Regions from separate parts of the Homo sapiens genome. Here all the other regions are linked to region 3. The links are chromatin contacts, found by Hi-C or POLR2A ChIA-PET in ENCODE. All regions are on one chromosome and are shown on one strand. Each heading gives the region's core, a stretch centred on a gene start or an enhancer-like site at or near the end of the contact. The rest is flanking DNA. Distances are from core to core; before and after follow the strand shown. Region 1 overlaps ZDHHC14 (zDHHC palmitoyltransferase 14). Region 2 overlaps ZDHHC14 (zDHHC palmitoyltransferase 14). Region 3 holds the start of TMEM242 (transmembrane protein 242).

Region 1 (3,960 bases), core at 1,242-3,741, 130 kb before region 3:
TCAAGCAATGTAACAGATACCAACAGAATAGATTTTCTACCATTTCATGTTGTCCGCCCATCCACAAACATTAAATAAAAACAGATACTAACGAACTGCAACACTCTCTGCTCTTGGGGACTATTAGGGTCTAATTAAAGCCCACAAGATCAATGCTACACCGAATGAAAAAAATCACCATGGGAACTATGAAGAGGAAAAAGATGTTTGTTAGCAATCACATAAAATTACCCCGAATAATCCTCCCTTCTTCTACCTACCCTGCTTCCGCAAAAACACTCCTCTAGGCATAAACATAAATAAATGTCAATAACCAGATTCTACACATACCGAGTGCAGAAAGAGGAGGCATATCCGCCTGAGAGTATGGGATGGAAAGTGGGGGGCAGGTAGTCTGCTATTTATTTATCTTTCCTGCAAAGCCAGTCTAAGCAGATATGCTCACGAGCCTTTTATGAGTTGGTTATCTTGGCATTGGTTTTTAATTTGTCCAAATTTGCTCCTCCTTGGCCCTGGGGCAGACACAACCCAGCCCCCCAGCTGTAAAACCTCAGCATGGCAGTTGAGGCTCAGTGGTCAGGGGACCGTCTCTCAATGCTGCATTTGGTTGAGGGCGCAAGTGGTAGAGGCCAGGCAGTGGCCAGTGGATGAGACCCACTCAGAAACAGTAAAACCAGGAACACAGAATCTATACAGGATCTACATGTCAGACCCCAAAGAGACCCCCGATGCCAAGGGCAATTTGGTCCCAGGCATAATTTTGGACATGAATATCACTGACTAATAGTTCACAGTAAAATCACATTTCCATCATTTCAGGATTATGAAAAAAGCAGTGGTATAATACTTAAATGATTGATAAATATTCCAGTGAATATTGTAACATCTTTACTTCATTTTTGTGTACTCCTACTTGCTGACAAAGGCAGAAAGTAAGAACAGTACAGGCTTTATTGTCCGTTTTAAAACATGATAGGATAGTTCTCCAGAATTCTTAGAGCAAATTTCCAGTTTCATACTCCAGTTCCAGGGAATGGCATTCCCAAATGATCACAAAACAGATTTTACAATACCAGCTAGCATTCCCACTCCTGGGCTCCATTTCTATTTGCTGTGGCCAAACAAATGAAGTTCCCAGAGCCCACGCTGGAAGCCCTGATAAACACCTCAACCACAGAATCTCAGTCTGTGGCCCACTCTGGCGCCAAAAAAGTGCCCATCCCAACTCGGTCTTTTTTTTTTTTTTTTTTTAGATGGAGTTTCACTCTTGTCACCCAGGCTGGAGTGCAATGGTGCAATCTCGGCTCACTGCAATCTCCACCTCCCGAGTTCAAGCGATTCTCCTGCCTCAGCCTCCCAAGTAGCTGGAACTATAGGCGCATGCACCACACCTGGCTAATATTTATTTATTTATTTATTTATTTATTATTGTATTTTTAGTAGAGACAGAGTTTCACCATGTTGGCCAGGCTGCTCTCGAACTCCTGACATCAGGTGATCCACCCGCCTTGGCCTTCCGAAGGGGCTGGGATTACAGGCATGAGCCACCACGCCCGGCCCACAACTCAGTCTTTGTACCAGCACATGTAATGCGATTACTAATGAAAACGTTACTTCTCAGTAATTTCAAAAAGAGGTGGACAGAAACAGAACGGTTCACTGAATTCTCCAAATAATTGTAAAATTCTTCTTCAATCTCCTCCTCCCTTGGTAAATTTCCAAACTTCTTTTTAAAAAAATGTAAAAACCTGACTGAAAGATCAGGCTGATAAGGCTCACTTCCTCTCTCTGCCCACACCTGCTCTCTGAAGCAGCTCGTACTGCCAGGGAGAAACATGGTGGTGCTTTGTCTTACTCAATTCTTGACAGTTTTAAGGGTGTTCTCGAATAAATAATGTCACGTCAGGTCCCTAACAGCGCTGAGTGCCGTTTTAGGTAGCTACTGTCCTTCCCACTTTGCAAAAACCCTGGCTCCATGGGGGAGGCAACATCCCACACTTATGACTAGGGAGAGCCTGGACTCTAGGCCAGGCCTTGATTCTCTACCCATTGCTTTGGCAGCCCCAGGATGAACGAGGAGAGGGCCAAGTGGATCACGAGCTGCCTGAGCAGCACCTGTTTTCAGGCCAATCAACCGAAAATGCTAAAATCGAAGGGCTAACAGGACACATCACTGGAACTGTCTTTGCTTTTGCTCAAACCCAAGCCCAGTACCTCTGTCAGAATCTAGGGCCACGCGCCGTGGCAGCCTCCTCGGGGAGGCAGAGGTCAGGAAGAGCTTCCCTCCCGCAGCAGGCCTCCTCCGGGAGTAGAAGGAAAGGATGTGTTTTCATAACGGAGGGCGCAATCTGCAAACATAAATGAACTCCGATGAAACCTAAATCCTCGCCGAAAAAGCAAAACTCCCATTTCCTCTGTTCTTTCTCTGAGGCCTAAGGATAATTCTCTTCTTTCCCCCACAAGTCAGATTAAAGGGGTGTGACCCGGTCCACTGCGACTATCAAAGGATGCCATTGACACGGAGATAGCTGCAGGCAGAGCGCCGCTCAGACACACAATGGGCCAACGTGTTACTTTCTCTCTCTAATTTCCTTTCTAAAACTAACTGCTTTATCTGAGAGAAAATGCTGTGTTCTACAGTCGTTTTCCTTCTAACAAGAGCCGCTTGTATCCCCAGTTGACTGTAAGAAAGATCACATTCTGTTCCTCATGAAGAAAATTACAATGTCCCCGAAATGGCCCGGTTCCTGCCGGAGGAGCGAGGGGTGTGCCAGGTGGGAAGCTGCAAGGCTCTAACCAGCCCCTCAACAGGACCCCCAGCTCACTGTAACTCCAGGATCTAGAAAACAACACAAACGCAAGCACAAAGGCCGGCGGCATCAGGGCCTCCAGACTTAAGAAAGACCTGGAGAAAACTCACTGTCTGCCAAAAGTCTGGACAGATTTCCCATGTGGTTCACCTGCTTCATTCAGGGTAGGAAGGACAATGAGGAAAGGCACTCAACAGGAACCCCCATGCCAGCGTCACCCTTCCAGGCCAGAACGCTTTCCTCCCCTGCTTTTGTCTTTTCTCAGTTCCTGAGTGCTTTGCCTCTAAGGCATGGTGACTGATCACTCTGCCCTTGTGAAGGCATCTCTAGAGCACTTCTGCTGCCTCACATCTTCAGGAAGACCGAGTCTTTCTGCAGCAGGTGCTCATCACAAACCCTGGGTCCTCCTGCCCATGCAGACTGGGAAATGCTTCAAGAACTTCGGGAGGCAATGATACTGCAGTGACTGCCCTGCTCAGTTCACTCCTAAAAGCTTTTTGCTGCCTTTCAAAGTGGCCTGGCTGCGCCTCCCAGGAAACATCAGGCCACAGATGTGCAGCTAGAATGGATGGGCCCGTCAGTTTGCGATAAATGAGAGTGTTAAAATGGTGACACTGAAACTGAGGCCTGTTTTCAGCCCAGAGTAACCAACAGCATTGTTCACAGGACTGTCAGAGGCACTCACAAAAGGATGCTTTCTGGTCCAACTGAAATCAATATTGTGCTTCTGCTGGGGCTTAGGAATATTTAACACCATGTCAGCATCAAATACAGCATTAACAAAAGAAAATAACTGCTTGGCCTGTGGCTTCTATTAAATAACTCCATTAACATGGCAGAAACTATCAAAATTTTCAGATGCTTTTTATGTGCTAAAAGAAAAATTAGAGCATTTATATCTATTTGCTCTTTAAATTGTGTCAGTTCATGTTTAAAGATGCATTAAGGCCAGGTCCCATGGCTCACGCTTGTAATCCCAGCACTTGGGGAGGCTGAGGCGGTGGGAGAATCACTTGAGCCAAGGAGTTCAAGGCTGCAGTGAGCTAGGATCACACCACCACTGAACTCTAGCCTGGGAAACAGGGTGAGACTCGTGGCAAAAAAAAAAAAAAAAAAGAAGAAGCTGCATTAAAAGCATTTTAAAATCAGT
Region 2 (4,225 bases), core at 929-3,428, 190 kb before region 3:
GACAGAGCGAAACTCTGTCTCAAAAAAAAAAAGAGATACTATAGAGCAGAAGTCTTTTAGTGGGGGTACTGTGTCCCCATCACACCCACCACTCCCATCCCTGGGAAGCAGCCACTCCCACTAGGAAAATAGTCCCCTGCTTTAGGAGAACTGTTGGTCCTCACAAATTCCTGAGGAGGGGGAGTCAGTGAAGGTATTCAACGCAACAAAGATTCCAAGGAGAGGAATGAGGCCCTCGCTTGGCCTCAACTTCCCTTCCGTGGCACTGAAAGTGCTCGGAGATGTCTGCTTCCCGGGTACAACCACGGTATAAAAACAGCCCCTTTATGCTCCACTCAGAACTCAGCACTGGGGACTTCCACCCTCCCTCTTGCCATGTTGCTAGAGCTTTCTGAAATGAAAACAATAAAAAAATCTGTGCCCTCCCAAGGCACCACCATGTTTTGGTGTCTATGTGATACAGAGGAGACAGATACCATGGGAACAGGTTTCATCTGGAAGATGACAGTTGCACCTGGTGTGGTTTTTGGCACTTATTAACTTAATGCGTTGCAGTATGTCCGGTGACTGACACCCTGCAGGAAGGCCCACAGAAGGTTGCCATTTCCTAGCCCTTCAAGTCTCTTGCTTTATTGCAGCGCAGACTTGACCTTCTTTCTCCTTGGATTTGTGCTTCCTTGCACAATTACTGTAGCATCTTGGGATACTGCAATGGTGAAACAGAAATAAGCAACTCTAACTTTTGTTTTCCATTTCAACCCAATATTTCAGGCTCCAGTCCCTCATGAAGACATTCATTCAACGAATAATTCACTCAACTACGTGCAGGAGACACTTTCATAGATTTACACTCTGACAGGGAAAGACTGGCCAGGTCCACAAATGACATCATGGCAGACACACAGAGCACGGGCCAGGCACTCAGGGACCCGCAACCTGTTCACGGGAATGACAATAAGGTACTCCCAGAATTCTGAGATAAAATTACCTTAGGAGAGTAAAGTTAGATAAATTAAAAACACGGTTGATTTATCACAATGCTATATACGGATGTTCACAGCATCGCTATTACACAAGCCTCAAACTGAAACAACTCAAGTATCAACGTTAGAATGTAGTAATAAGTTACATATTAATATCATGGAGGATGATACAGCAATGAAATAAACATACTATTTGCTGCATGAAACAACATAGACATAGCTTGCAAATATGTTGAGCAAAGAGAATATAGTGTGAATTTTACTATCGAGTTTATAAGCAGGCAAAATGAAACCTAGGATGCTAGAGGGCAGGGTAGCGGTTACTCTGGAGGTAGTGGTGGCTGAAAGGAGGGCACACAGGGGACTTGGGTCCTGGTAGTGTTCTATTTCACGCCTTGCCTGCTTGCTACGTTAGTCTGATAACTTTGGAAAAATGTATCGAGCTGTACCTTCACAATTTGTACATTTTCCTGAATGAATACTACACATCTATACAAATGTTTACTTAAAAAACTATCTAGATGCAGTTAGTTGGTGTTAAGAGACAGCTGTGGGGGTGAGTGCAAGAGATGGTGTGAGAATCTGTGGCTAAAGAAATGAAGGGTGGGCCGGGCGCGGTGGCTCACGTCTGTAATCCCAGCACTTTGGGAGGCCGAGGTGGGCGGATCACGAGGTCAGGAGATCGAGACCATCCAGGCTAACACGGTGAAACCCCGTCTCTACTAAAAAACACGAAAAAATTAGCCGGGCGTGGTGGCGGGAGCCTGTAATCCCAGCTACTCCGGAAGCTGAGGCAGGAGAATGGCGTGAACTCGGGAGGCGGAGCTTGCAGTGAGCGGAGATAGCGCGCCACTGCATTCCAGCCTGGGCGACAGAGCAAGACTCCGTCTCCAAAAAAAAAAAAAAAAAAAAAGAAAAAGAAAAAGAAAGAGAAATGAAGGGTGCGCCCAGTTCGTTGTGTGTGATTTCGCATCAGCCCAGAAAAGAAGGCCTAAGATGCGACTAGAATCACGTGAGCTGGAATGCAATCAGTTACACTGTGCTCTGCTGGAAAGACCATGGAAAAGATTCGGAGAGGGAAAATTTTGCAGTGTTCATTCCTCACTGTCTGGCAGAGATGCTGTAACAGGAAGGCAGGAACCTTCTGGTCACCAGCGATATGCTCAACTGTGGGATGACTCATTAGTACTCGCCGTGGCTGGCATGAGGTGTCATTCAGGGTCATCTCTCTCCCCGTGAGTGCTCAGGCCCCACTCACCAAGCAACCTTCTAGCCACAGATTCAACTTCCCCAGCCCAGGACATGCTGGAAAACTGGAAAGGAATATTCTGGCCTTTACAAAATGTTCTCACTAAATACATAGCATCCTTTTGATATCTCAGGCACCTGTAAGGCCCCGATGCAAACACTTCTGAAAGAGCTGCGATAACACTGAGTCTCCGGACCTGCCAAGTCGAGAACCAGATGTTATACTTTGGAGACTCCACCAAAGCAGATCTCCCCTGAGACCCAGGCCCCAAGCACCCCCATACTCCTGGAATGGGTTCCTTGTTGGCTTGGTTTTTGTGCCTATACCATCGGTGGCTTGGACATCACCCACTCCCCACCGCCCAGCGGGGAAGAGAGGCTGGGTCAGCCTTCCAAGGTCAAGGCCAGTGAAGCTTTCCAGCAGTCAAGAGGCTGCAGGGCTCAAACAACAACCGGAATAAGGGGTCCATCTCTTGCCTCAGGGGCCTGTTACAGTTATATGACATTTGCCATGAAACTCAATATTCACTGCCTAGCAATAAACATAGAAACTGAAGTACTAGATTGGGGATTCCAGGGACTTCTTCCAATCCAACTTCTTGGCGATATCAGAGTATTTAATCACTGCAATCTAATAGGCAGATATTTTTGTTTTATTGGCTTCTAGAGCAGAACCTTCCATCCCAACCCTGGCAGCCACCTGGGGACATCCAAGTTTTGCTCTTTGCACAGCCGACTGTGTGTGAGCACAGGTGAAAGTGACCATGGGCATAGAAAGAAAGAAAATTCAATGTTCCTGAAGAGTAGATGGATCCTGAGAGGGGAGTGACGGTACAGTGTGGGCCGCATGGCCGTGAGCTGGCTTGTCGGTTGTTTACACGTAACTCTGCCTTGTCCCCCCAAAAAATTGAGAGCCCTGGAACCCATTTATACCCACGTGCCTTCAATATGGTATATCCCAACTGTTTTTCTTTTAATCTCTGAACCTACATTTTTCATGCTTGCTAATGAAACTCAACTCATTTTGTTTCTAGAGACAGAGCCAAATCTGGTGAAGCAAACTCATTCAGGAAGACTGGCAGGAGGGACCAGCCAGCCTCCGAGAGAAAGGATGTGGATGGCGTGTCACAGTGGGAAGAGCCTGGGACCAGGGTCTGAAGGCCACTGACAAGGGGACCCTGAGCAATTCACTGTTCGCTGAGCCAAGGTTTGCTCATCCATAAAATGAGGGACTGGAAACAGCTGATTTCTAAGTTCCTTTCAGGTTTCATGATGGCTGGGTAAGGAGCCTCATCTTCAGAGTCCGGAAGGCCTGGCTTCTGATCTCTGACCTCATCACTAGCTGTGTGACTCAGGCAAACTTACCTAACCTCTCTGAACCTTTTTATTAAAAAATAAAAGCGGTGACAATCATATCATAATCAACACATAATAACAGAATATAATATATAAATAGTACAATCACATAACAATAATAATGCGGACTGGATGAAGTAAATGTACATATGGTATTTAGTGATGTGCCTGGTGTAGTGTAAATCCTAAATACCGAACAGCAAAAACAGCCATGAGTCTGTGTTTTCCAAGGCTTATGTCAATGTTGACAGAGTCCCAGATGGAGCTCGGGGTGCAATCAGGTAAAAAGTAACAAAGCACTAACAGCTTAGGGAATGGTGTGAAATGTTCAGAAATGAATGTTTAGAATGAAACTGACTTACTATCAGCTCCGACCCTGGGCCCTGCCTGTCCTGACAGGTGTGGACGCCACCACCACACTCACAGCTGTGAAACATCTTTCCTACAGCCATATAAGTGGCAACTCTTGAGAGTTTAGTGTGCTTTTAAGAAAGCTAATGACACTAAGAGGAGGAGAATGGTGCTGAACAGTCAATTTTGTTTTCATCTTACAGAGAACAGTAAGCTATTAAGAGCAATCTGCTCAACAGCGAGACGTCACGAACAAGCTGAGCCATCTCCCCTGGTGTCCTGGGCTA
Region 3 (4,235 bases), core at 401-2,900:
ACATTCTGCCCTGCCACCCGCGGGCCTTCAGAGCTCTAATCTCCCGTGGTAGATAGACCTTGATAATCCATCATTTTTAAAAATCCCCATAGGCAATGCTGCAAAATAGCTACTGGAATCAAAGGTGGTAATAGTTAGAGCTAACATGTATTGAATATTTATATGTGCCAGGCACTGTGCTAACTTCTTTATAGATGTTGCTTCATTTAATTCTCACAGTAATCCTATGAGTTAGGTACTATCAGTTTTTGTGTGTGGGGGGGGCGGGATGGGGTGGATGGCAGAGTTTCACTCTTGTCATCCAGGCTGGAGTGCAACGGCTCGATCTCGGCTCACTGCAACCTCTCCCTCCCAGGTTCAAGCCATTCTCCTGCCTCAGCCTCCCGAGTAGCTGGGATTACAGTCCCGCATCATTAGACTCCGCTAATTTTTGTATTTTTAGTAGAAACGGGGTTTCACCATGTTGGCCAGGCTGATCTCGAACTTCTGATCTCCACCTGCCTCAGCCTCCCAAAGTGCTGGGATTACAGGCGTGAACCACCGCGCCTGGCCTACTACCAGTTTTTAAATTTTACAGGTGAGGAAACTGAGCTATAGAGGGGCTAAGTTACCCCAAGTTCACACACCTGAGAAGCGGTTTAGGACCCGAGCCCAGGTTTGAGCTATTAACTGCACTTCACTGACGCAAAAATGGATGCATTCATTTACTCATTCATCCAACATGCATTTGATGTTGGTAACCAGTTAATATCTGAAAGCTGGGGGATATAAACTGAACATAGAGTCCCATCTCCATCCTCAGGAAACTCATGCCCTCCGGTGATGGGGGGCAGGACAAATAGCAGAGAGACCGCCTTATTTTACAAGATGTCATTGTTCTCTGAGAGGCTGAAAAGATTTTCTATCACCACTAGCCTCCTCCTCTCCACGGCCATTTACAGAATGGGCAAACCAGCCTCCCAGCGGAAGACCAAGCTTGCTAGCGGTCAACGTTGCCGGCAGCTCTGCAAGCGCTTCCAGCGGGCGTCGCTCTCCTTTCGGGGGTGGTACTTTCATTCGGTCATCCTGTGAGTGTTCCACTTCCCGACGGAGGCCGAGCACTCACACCGCGGCGGAGGTACCCGTCACCGCAGAACCGGGTGGCTGGCTCTCCTCCAGGGAGAAAGCCTGTCACTTATTCCTCAACACTGTTGGGAAGTTACCTAGAAAAGTACAGACAGAAGACCTAGGCTTGCGTTTTAGAATCGTGGAGTGTTAGCGCTGGCCAAATCGTTGGACACAATGTAAGCTTGATCAGGAAAATGAGCTCCAGGGTCTCACAGGCGGGGCCTGGAATCTTGGCGCAATCTGCGACCCTCACTGCCTCCTACAGTCGGGGCTGAGCGTTCTTTCAAACAGCCAAAGTAATCACTTAAGTCCAGCAATGATCTCCTTGGAGAAATCAAAAGATCCTCCCTAAGAGACGGCCTTGGAGGGCATCGCCCCTGGGGCTGGGCACAGCACGTCTTCCCGGCCCCGGCGCGGGAGGAGGGTTTGGGGACAGCGGCCGCACTCCGGACCCTTCTTCAGATTGCACAGGAGGAGGCGGTAGCGGAACCTTTCTCCTCCGCCTGGTTCTCGCTTCCACCCGGGCCCAGTTGGGGACGGACGCACTAGAGGCGACCTAAACATGGAGACAGCGGGCGCTGCAACTGGGCAGCCGGCCTCTGGGCTGGAGGCTCCGGGGTCCACGAATGACCGGCTTTTCCTGGTTAAAGGTAAGATGTGCTGTGGTGAGGTGCGGGCGTCGGGGTGAGTTAACCCCGGACCCTGGCTTGCTCTGGAGCGGGCATTCCCACACACATCCCGCTCTGAGAGCCCTTAGCTTGTGCTTGCCCCTGAGTTTAGCCCGCGGAGTCTGGCGGCCCAGGGAGGGTAGGTCGCTTACTGGGTGGAGTCTCCCCTTGGGCGGGGCGGGGGGCAGATCCCGCGAGCTATTCTCCCGGGCGTGCCATATTTCCCCGTCACCTCTGCAATTGTTCTAGAGCCTTGCCTTTTCTGATTGCCATCGTCTCTTCTCCTCCCCGTGAGAAACTTCACGCTGTGGTCCCAGGGGAGAGGGGAAGGGAAGCTGAACCTTTTCTCTGCGCTCGGGAATAATAATTCGGAATGACCCAAGGAACCAGAGGTCGTGCGGTCACGCGTGTTTCTCAGCCGCTGTCATTTACTGTTAGCAAGAGCTGCTTAGCCATGGTTTCTTGAATTTCAAAAGTGATTTTGATTGTAACTCGAATAGTATCTTAAACTTACTTTTGTACATCTTTTTAACCTCTTTTTATTTAATTTTTTTTAATATCCCCCCTCCTCCCCGAAACTCTTGGCAGGTGGAATTTTCCTTGGTACCGTTGCTGCAGCGGGAATGCTAGCTGGATTTATTACAACATTATCATTGGCTAAAAAGAAAAGCCCTGAATGGTTCAATAAGGTTGGTGACACTGAAATCCATTCATAGCATTGTTATTGTTTACAATATATGGCAGCTTTTGCGTAGAAAAAATAAAATATTGATGGTCTTTCACATTGCTTTAAGATGTGAATTTATATACGCTCATGGATTCTAGAAATGTACAAATTAACCAAGTCTTTATTTTCATTTAGAAGGATGTACTTATGTGCTTTCTTAAATTTTAGCGGAACAAGACTTTGAAAGCTTATCTGGTACATTTCCTATTCACAACATGACTTTGAATCTAAATTTGGGCCAGGCATCGTGGTTCATGCCTGTAATCCCAGCACTTTGGGAAGCCGAGAGGGGCAGATCACCTGAGGTCAGGAGTTTGAGACCAGCCTGGCCAACATGGCGAAAACCCATCTCTACTAAAAATACAAAAATGAGCCAGGTGTGGTGTGGCACTCCTGTAGTCCTAGCTACTCGGGAGGCTGAGGCAGGAGAATCACTTGAACCCAGGAGGCTGAGGTTGTAGTGAGCCCAGATAACACCACTGCACTTCAACCTGGGTGACAGAGCGAGACTCTGTCTCAAAAATAAATAAATAAATATTCACACAAATAACTGTGTAATTACAATTTGATGTGTGCTATGGAGGAAAAGTGTTACGTAAAACATCATAAAAAGTCAAGTTTCCTTTCCACTTACATTTATCTTTAATAATCATACTTAAGCCTTATCGATACCATAATGGCAAGAGACCATGTTTAAAGTGTGCTTGGATCCCCTCTGAATGCTCTAAGCTTATATGGAGCTTCCTAAATCACTGCTATGGACCTTGTGGGTCATTTTCTCTCTATGTTATAGAATGTTTTCAGAGCAGAAATATATTTTGTGGTGGAAATCAGAGTAGTGCCTTAACAGTAGAGTTTTGGTTGATTTCTAAGCCTAAGTTATGTTAATCCTTGGCTCACTGATCTTTTTAATAATCTGATGAAAACTAGGGATTCTCTGGGGCTGAAGAGCGCACGTACACATATCACAACTTTCCATCCTATTTTGTTATTCTGAGATTTGATCATCACAGATGCTCTTCGGGGTCTAACAGTGGTTTTCAAACTGCAGTCCACAGAACCCTGCTGATCCTTGATCCTTGGGTCCATGAAGTCAGAACTATTTTCATAATGATACTAAGATGCTTGTACTAATGGTACAGAGGCAATGGAGAGTAAAACTGCTGATACCTTGGTCTAAGGCAGTAGCACCAAACTGTGAAAGTCCTTGTGTCCTTCATTACAAAGTACCTGTATTTTTTAAAGCCAGTATTACTTAACAGTGTCCTTGTTGAAGAAATAAAATAGTTAATTTTATTAAATCATGACCTTCAAATAAACCTCATTTTAATATTCTGTGTAAAGAAATGGGAAATACAAGGCCGGGCGAGGTGGCTCACGCTTGTAATCCCAGCACTTAGGGAGGCCAAGGCGGGCGGATCATGAGGTCAGGAGACTGAGACCATCCTTGCTAACACGATGAAACCCCGTCTCTACTAAAAATACAAAAGAATTAACTGGGCGGGTGGCGGGTGCCTGTAGTCCCAGCTACTCGGGAGGCTGAGGCAGGAGAATGGCGTGAACCCGGGAGGCGGAGCTTGCAGTAAGCCGAGATTTCGCCACTGCACTCCAGCCTGGGTGACAGAGCGAGACTCCGTCTCAAAAAAAAAAAAAAGAAAAAAAAAAAAAGAAATGGGAAATAAATACATAAAGCATTTCTATTTTATACTGAAGTAGGATTTTTTCTCTAGAAA

What was found. A loop is a pair of places that touch in the nucleus more often than their neighbours do. ChIA-PET counts read pairs that join two places held with the same protein, here RNA polymerase II (POLR2A). Pooled maps may share reads with other maps.
Region 1: a loop to region 3 is called in a map of dorsolateral prefrontal cortex, with 2.6 times the contacts of the local background. The contact joins the enhancer-like site here to the promoter of TMEM242 in region 3. A Hi-C loop is called at or near these places in 9 of 168 maps with a recorded cell type or tissue (B cell, Caco-2, GM12878 and 5 more), 35 of 37 single-sample maps with no recorded cell type and 16 of 50 pooled maps. POLR2A ChIA-PET finds 5 or more read pairs at or near these places in 10 of 52 experiments (B cell, GM12878, HEK293 and 6 more).
Region 2: a map of endothelial cell of umbilical vein shows a loop between it and region 3 (4-fold over the local background). The contact joins the enhancer-like site here to the promoter of TMEM242 in region 3. A Hi-C loop is called at or near these places in 3 of 168 maps with a recorded cell type or tissue (K562, OCI-LY7 and endothelial cell of umbilical vein), 4 of 37 single-sample maps with no recorded cell type and 14 of 50 pooled maps. POLR2A ChIA-PET finds 5 or more read pairs at or near these places in 4 of 52 experiments (HepG2, K562, activated T-cell and 1 more).

The regions. Positions count from the first base shown.
Region 1 is chr6:157,454,465-157,458,424 of GRCh38, reverse strand. The region is part of intron 1 of ZDHHC14 (zDHHC palmitoyltransferase 14); the gene reads right to left. Among named protein-coding and RNA genes, the nearest start is that of MIR3692, 73 kb to the left of the region's middle. RefSeq lists an enhancer at 2,433-3,324. Within about 2 kb of position 2,491, at least 2 of the 41 ENCODE cell types and tissues checked have a DNase peak (open chromatin) inside an H3K27ac peak, as active enhancers do; they include dorsolateral prefrontal cortex, where a contact is called at or near this core.
Region 2 is chr6:157,513,129-157,517,353 of GRCh38, reverse strand. All of the region lies in intron 1 of ZDHHC14 (zDHHC palmitoyltransferase 14), which reads right to left. Among named protein-coding and RNA genes, the nearest start is that of MIR3692, 14 kb to the left of the region's middle. RefSeq lists an enhancer at 1-21. Within about 2 kb of position 2,178, at least 4 of the 41 ENCODE cell types and tissues checked have a DNase peak (open chromatin) inside an H3K27ac peak, as active enhancers do; they include endothelial cell of umbilical vein, where a contact is called at or near this core.
Region 3 is chr6:157,320,934-157,325,168 of GRCh38, reverse strand. It overlaps TMEM242 (transmembrane protein 242), which reads left to right and starts at 1,650. Exons shown (of 4, transcript NM_018452.6): 1 at 1,650-1,757; 2 at 2,364-2,464. The coding sequence starts at 1,670. It overlaps TMEM242-DT (TMEM242 divergent transcript), which reads right to left and starts at 1,535. Exons shown (of 1, transcript NR_187268.1): 1 at 692-1,535. RefSeq lists enhancers at 938-1,367, 1,548-1,887.